Regions from separate parts of the Homo sapiens genome. Here region 2 is linked to region 1. A link is a contact called in ENCODE Hi-C or POLR2A ChIA-PET data. All regions are on one chromosome and are shown on one strand. Each heading gives the region's core, a stretch centred on a gene start or an enhancer-like site at or near the end of the contact. The rest is flanking DNA. Distances are from core to core; before and after follow the strand shown. Region 1 holds the start of KTN1 (kinectin 1). Region 2 holds the start of DDHD1-DT (DDHD1 divergent transcript).

Evidence for each region. Hi-C counts contacts between places; a loop is a spot of excess contacts on that map. ChIA-PET counts read pairs that join two places held with the same protein, here RNA polymerase II (POLR2A). Pooled maps may share reads with other maps.
Region 2: a map of B cell shows a loop between it and region 1 (17-fold over the local background). The contact joins the promoter of DDHD1-DT here to the promoter of KTN1 in region 1. A Hi-C loop is called at or near these places in 4 of 168 maps with a recorded cell type or tissue (B cell, CD4-positive, alpha-beta T cell, CD8-positive, alpha-beta T cell and 1 more) and 7 of 50 pooled maps. POLR2A ChIA-PET finds 5 or more read pairs at or near these places in 1 of 52 experiments (CD4-positive, alpha-beta T cell).

Annotation. Positions count from the first base shown.
Region 1 is chr14:55,578,451-55,581,746 of GRCh38, forward strand. It overlaps KTN1 (kinectin 1), which reads left to right and starts at 1,757. Exons shown (of 44, transcript NM_001079521.2): 1 at 1,757-1,904. It overlaps KTN1-AS1 (KTN1 antisense RNA 1), which reads right to left and starts at 1,642. Exons shown (of 3, transcript NR_027123.1): 1 at 1,486-1,642; 2 at 156-287. RefSeq lists enhancers at 982-1,101, 1,112-1,201 and silencers at 1,642-1,901, 1,962-2,601, 2,781-3,075.
Region 2 is chr14:53,151,827-53,155,122 of GRCh38, forward strand. It overlaps DDHD1-DT (DDHD1 divergent transcript), which reads left to right and starts at 1,528. Exons shown (of 3, transcript NR_110062.1): 1 at 1,528-1,905. DDHD1 (DDHD domain containing 1) reads right to left here and starts at 1,497. Exons shown (of 13, transcript NM_001160148.2): 1 at 435-1,497. The coding sequence starts at 1,272. RefSeq lists enhancers at 253-302, 323-522 and a silencer at 1,343-1,672.

The DNA.
Region 1 (3,296 bases), core at 507-3,006:
AAATGACATTGCGGTTTTACTGGTCAGGAAAATGAATGATATAAATTTTTAATTCTAACCTAAAACCTGCGTTAGTACTAACCTGAGGAAATAACATGGTTGTTTGTAAGCTAATCAAGAGCCCTTAAACTCCATTACATAAATGATACACTTACCCTTTGTATTAAGGGACTAACGGCTTCGCTTTTCAACAAAGCTGGATCTTCTGGCACACGCTCAGAAGATAGCCAGTACTTCAGAGACAGATTGCTTTGAGGGCACTGGAACCGCTGAGGGGCAGAGTAATCCTAATGAGAAAGAAAAAAGAGGACGCCTCTGGAGTTAAAATAAGACAATGCATCTGTGGAGAACACGGTGACTGAAGACTGGCAGAATTCTCAATATCTCAGGCCACTATACACTGCGCAGTTTTCATTTGTATTTTGGAGGTGCTCTAGAAAACTTAGAAATGATTAGAATAAAAAGTATGGATACTTTTAACCAGCCCATGTACAGGAAATTCTGTTGGTGTAGAAACGGTTCTGCTGTTCATTCCTTAACTGCTTCTGTTCCCACTTTGTCAGATGTAGGGCGAGGTGGTGGTGGTGAGTCCTAATTTTTTCTATCTCTATCCACAGTCTGGAATCGTTAGGATTATTTTAAGCCTTCATAACATTTGCGGACAGCTTGGAGTGTTTTGTACATGTAGTGGGGCAGTGCCTGGCCTCCTGTGAGAGATTGATCATCGGTAAACAATCCACACGAAACTCACTTGCCAGTGGACGGGGAGGATCGCTGCCATCCTTTCAGCAAAGAGCAAACGAATAAGGAGAGATCCGGGCCCATCCCTCCTCGCGCAGCAGTTTCTAGATTTTTACCCCGGCTTCATAAATGGCTACCAGCTGGCAGTCACAACACTTTCATAATGTTTGCACACAACTCATTTGGGTCGCTTTCTTTTCTTTCCTTTTTTTTTTTTTTTTTTTGAGAGAAACGGAGAGTCTTACTCTCTCGCCCAGGCTGGAGTGCAGTGGCGAGATCTCGGCTCACTGCAACCTCCGCCTCCTAGATTCCTGCGATTCTCCTGTCTCAGCTTCCCAAGTAGCTGGGGCTACAGGCGTGCGCCACTATGCCCAGCTAATTTTTTGTACTTTTTTTGGCAGAGACGGGTTTTACTATATGTTGGCCAGGCTGGTCTCGAACTCCTGACCTCAGGTGATCCGCCTGCCTTGGCCTCCCAAAGTACTGGGGTTACAGGCGTGAACCACCGCGCCCGACCATTATTTGGGTCGCTTTCTAATTTCTTTCTCCGTTTGTAGCTAGCGTTGCCCGAAGGAGATTTCAGAGAGATCCCCTGGAGAAAGGGACGGGGGATGTCGTTTTCCAGTAATTTCTGGGGGAAATCTGGGATAGTCAGGGGGTAAATCTAGTGCCGTTTGCTGAAGTTAAAAGGCGTGGGGAGCCAGGTGGTGCCCTGGAGGGAGGGCCGCGCGAGACGAGACCAACCTTCGGGACAGGGGAGAGCGGGGCTACTGAACGCAGGGGATTCCGCTGAGCCTCCAGCCCCTGAGCGTCCACCTTCGGCCCAGCTGGGGGACGCGGTCTCGGGAAGAAAGCCCGGAATCCCGAGCCGGCCAGCCGCGAGCAGCGAGTACCGGAGCGCGTGGGCAGGCGCGCGGAGGCAGAGGCGGGCCGGCGGCTGTCCCTTTAAGGGGCCGGTCTCCCGGCGCCGCCGGCCCAGACGCCAGGACGTGCCGGGTCCGCCCCGCCCCGCCCCGAAGCCGCCCGTTTCCTGCCGAGCGGCGCGACGGCACCTGAGCGACTGCGGCGGCGGCGGCGGCGGCGGCGGCGCCTCGGAGCGGGCGGCCCGGGCTGTAGTGCCGGCGCCGCCGCGTCTTCCCGGTCTCCTTTCCCGGCCGCACAGGGTGAGGGAGAGCAGGCCGCACCGGGACGGGCGCCGGCGGCGGGGAGCGCGGGGGGAGGCGGCGCCGGCCGCGGGGTCCTGGGGCAGGCGGGAGGGCCGCGCCGGGCGGGGGGGCGCGGCCGCGGGGCCCGGACGCCGCCCGCTGGGTAGGCCTCGGGCATCCGGTTGCCGCCGCGGGGCTCTTGTTGGGGCCGGGACGCCGCAGGGGGCGGGCTCGGAGGGACCTCCTCGGCCTCGCGGGGCCGCTCTGGGCCCGACCCCGGCTCTGTCGCGGCACCCGGGGCGCGGCCGAGGGACACCCCCCACCCTCCCCAAGGACGACTCTCCCGAAGGCGAGGTCGACCCGAGCGGGCCCTGGGGTGACCGAGGCACCTATTTTTAGCCAAGCCTGAGGGCCCCCGGGAGGGAAGGCGGATTACCGCCTCCTCGGCCGGTGGACGGAGGCAGCGCGTCTCCGGCGGCGTCCCCGGGCCGGAGCTGGGCCACACTTACGCCATGCTGGAGTTCCAGTCCTCGCCGCTGCCTCCGGCGGTCTGGGCGCTCGCCCCCTTCCCCGGCGCCCCTCCCGCTGCCCTTTGCGAGTCCCCAGGTCAGGGCGGGAGGCGGTTGGGCACGGAAAGCAGCATGAGGGGGGACTTTGGAAAAATCCATGGACCACTCTCGACACCGGCGAAGTTATCCCTTCCTGTCCCCGAGGGGTGTGTCCTAGCGATTCGGCCTGACCCCTTCAGTTTCCAAAAGTGAGATTTTTGGCCTTGGGGACCTCGCCGGAAAACTACGCGGGAAGTCTAGAGAAGTCGTCTGGCTCTCAGCCATACGTCTGGTGTGGGATGTGCAGCCCCGCATGCTGGCGGTGAAGGCGCTGGGTGCACTAGATGTGGGCAGCCCCGGACGCGGGCAGCGGCGTCCCAGCCGGCCCCAGTTGCACCTTGACTAGGTTAGGTTGAAAGTAAGCTGTTCAGTGTTGGCCCTTCTTTCCTGTGGGAGGAAGGAGGAATCTAAATTCAGAACTGTGTTGGCAAACGGATTCCTTAGCCGCTATTTAAGTTAGTAGTGCTTAAAGAGCTACGGTTGAAGTTAACTGTTAAGGTGTGTGTGTGTGTGTGAGTGTGTGTGTGTGATGACTTTGTGGAAAGCCTTGAGTAAAGAGCTACGGTTGAAGTTAACTGTTAAGGTGTGTGTGTGTGTGATGACTTTGTGGAAAGCCTTGAGAAATGTAGACACTCATGGCCAGCCCAGCTAAAGATAAGCATCTTCGGTGAACTAAAGGTTCTGAATTGTATAGGAGTTGACTTAAAGTTAGAATTTTTGCTAAATTAGGTTGCATTTGTTTTCCTTAGCTTACCTAGCAGGCTAATGGCAACAGTGTCTCCAGTTTGGTCCGAAGCAATTG
Region 2 (3,296 bases), core at 278-2,777, 2.4 Mb before region 1:
TGATTCTCGAGCAGATCCTCTCAAACCTTCCTACTCCAGAAGACGTGCCGCTATTTAAATCATAGGCTGTTTAGGGTAAATGAGACAGAACCAGATCCCCAGGTGGACAAAGCTGGTAGGATCACGAAATTAAACCTCGGGCTGCGGATCCGGTCCTGGATCACTTCCAGGGGATGGCAGCAGCACCCGGCTCACCCAGGAGGCGCTACCCCCGAAGGTATCCAGTCCTCCTGACCCCAGGCAGCTTGGGTTTTGCCATCTGCTCGTTTACCCTTCAGCTGCCGACGCTCCCTGCTCAATCTCCATCCTGCCCCAGCCAAACGCCAGGCCTCACGCGCCTCCCTCTTCGCGGCGACCAGTCCCAAACCCACACCGGTGCGCATCGGCCCATGCAGGGGCAGCCCGTCCTGCCCTAACCCCGGCCCGCTACTCACGGTTCCAGTACACCGGGTAGCACTCTCCTTGGGTCACATCCACCTCGTAGAGGCCGCCCCGCACGCACACAGGCTCGATGTTCACAAGCTCCACCATCTCCGGCTCGTGCCCCGTCGTACTCTGGCAGAAGCCGCAGGCGCGGTCCTCATCGTCATCTTCTCCGGAACTGGAGGCTGGGCCCGTGGGGGAGCACACATGGTCGCCGTCCCGGTCCCCGCCCTGGGGCCGGGCACCCGTGGTCTGCAGCAGGGTCCGGAAGGCGAGCTCGATGCGGAGCGAGTCGTAGCCGATGAAGGGCTTCCAGGTCTTCTTGTCCTCCTTGTAGAACCAGCGTACCTCCTCCGGGCCCAGCTCCGTCACTACCTCATAGCGGTGCCGGGCCGCCGGGCCGCCAAGCCGGGTACGTTTCCTTTCCCCGGGGGACCCTCCTGTCGCGCCGCCGCCCCCCGAGTTCGTCGGGACCAGCGGAGGCTGCTGCGGCGGGTGCAGCGACAAGGAGCTGCCGCCGCCGCCGCTCTCACCCTCGCTGTAGTAGCGCAGCGAGGAGCCCGACTCGGCGGAGCTGAAGTCATAGTTCTCGTCACTGAGGCAGGGGTCCAGCGCGAGGTGGTGGTTGTGGTCGTCGGTGCCCGGCGCCAAATGCAGCCCGGGTTCCCCGCGCAGCAGGGCCAGGGGCACGTCGCCGTCGTCCGGGTCCCCGCCGGGCAGGTGCTCGAAGCAGCAGACGCCGCCGCCGAACGCTGGCCTCGCGTCTGAGCCCAGCTCCCAGGCGCCGCCGCCGCCGCCTCGGCCGTTATGCTCGGGGCTCCGTGGGGACCCGCGGCCCGGGTAATTCATGCTGTGGAGACGCCGCCGGCTGTCCGGCGGCGCGCGGAGCCGTGACCCCCAGCGCTTCCGCCACACATTCAACGCCGCCGCCCTCTCCACCCGAAGTTTCTAATCTTTCAAATCCCGACCCGAGCTGCGGCGGCAGCGGCGACCGCTCCGCCCCCACGAGACCCGCAGCCGCCGCAGCTGCGTTCTGCCGCCGGCCCCATTGTCACGCAGCCCGACGTAGGCGGTGCTTCGGCCCCCGCCCCGCCCCCCGGCCGCGTGCGCCGCCCCGGAAGCCCGGGCTGCACCGGCGCCGCGCGCGGGGTTCCCCCCTGCCCCTCTGGCTGGGAGGGCAGGGTGGTGTCAGGTCGCCCGCCGCTCTTGGGCCTCCTCGGCTCCCTTCCTCCTTCCTTGCGGTCTTCATGCACAGCTGCCTCGGTCCCCCGCTTCTGGAATTCACAGCCCAGATGTGGATAGGCTTTACCCCACTCATCCTTACAATGTGGGTCATGAGCCCAGAGCCTTAAGCTACGTGTTAGGAGGGCCCCAGGATGTAGGATTCAGCATTGCTCTTTTTGACCTTAGGCCCTACTGCGGCCTCGCCTGGACGTTTTGTCACCTGGCCCTGGTGCCTCCAGACAGAACCAGGACGCATAGGTGGGTGGATACGAGGGCACTCCACCCCACACCCATCACTCACCTTGGTGTCACCACTCCCACTGGGAAACTGGAATCTAAACCTTGCTTCATATGCCATCTCATATTATTACTTATCTTTTGATGCTTGGATTTCCTGTTTTCTCAACCTCATTGCTAGGCCCTTGATGGAAACCAAGTCCATGTCAGCCTCTCCCACACAGTGGGTGCGCAATCAGTCTTAGTTGATTATAATGATGTCAAGTCCAACCAGCTGTGGTAAAGAGTGTTCGATTGAGAGGTAGAAAACAACCAGGTTCTAGATTTAGCTTTGCTAACCATCCACAGGCAAATCACATAATCTTCCTGATCTTTTTGGTTTCCTCATCTGTAAAATTAAGATTCTTGGACCAGATGATATCTAAAGTTCCTTCTAGCAATGGAATTCTATGAACTTTAAGGTTTCTTCCAGATTTTTATGCATCTCTGATTCTGTAACTCATATTCTGGGATCAAGTTGAATACAGAGGCTCCCTTATGTGGGTCTTTTTTATTTAAAAAAAATTATTTTGTAAGCACATCACCCTATGTTGAGAATCCAGAGAAAAACCATCTCCAACCTCAGTGTTTTCATTTTAAGAATAGACAGTCTTCACTATTTCTTTTACTCTCTGGTGGAATCAGATTGGTAGGGCAATTTTTCTTGCTCCTGAGATGTAACCTGTCAGACATTATTACTCTGTCATTATTTAAATCAAGACTATCTGAAGTTTGTACAGGGCCTTTGTAGGAATTTGAAAAAAGGCATTGCTTCCTGTGGGCAGATACAGAGCGGTGTTGGAGTTGATGGCTTGTCAAGTAGAATACAGGCTGGATTTTCTGCCCCAATTAGTGCCCTTAGCTGGTTAACCTTGTGCAGTGAACAACCTATCCAACTGTATACTGCAGCTCTGACTGAAAGCATCTAAGATCAGGACCCTCTTTACCACTCAAAAAAAATTTCTGAGTGCCTGCTTCCCAGTTGCTCCTCCAGTATTTCTATTGACAATATGCAGCATATGATATTGGGTATGGGCTTTGGTCTGTTTACTAGCTGTAAAAGCATTCATTCTACAGGGTTTGAATAGGTGTCTGGCCACCTATATGCCAGGCACCTCTATGCTAACTTCTACTATAAGAGAGAATGGGAGAGAGTTCTTTCTTTCTTCAAGGAACTTACAGCCTAGAGGGGGATACAGACAAGTAAACAGATACATTATATTATAGTACAGTATGAAAAGTACTATGAAGGGGATTATAAATAAGGAATATCACAACATTTAAAATATCTCTATTCCTTTATGTTTCTTGATAGAATGTAGCCTAACTATATAACTATCTGGTCAGATTATTTTGGCCAGATTTTAACTCTT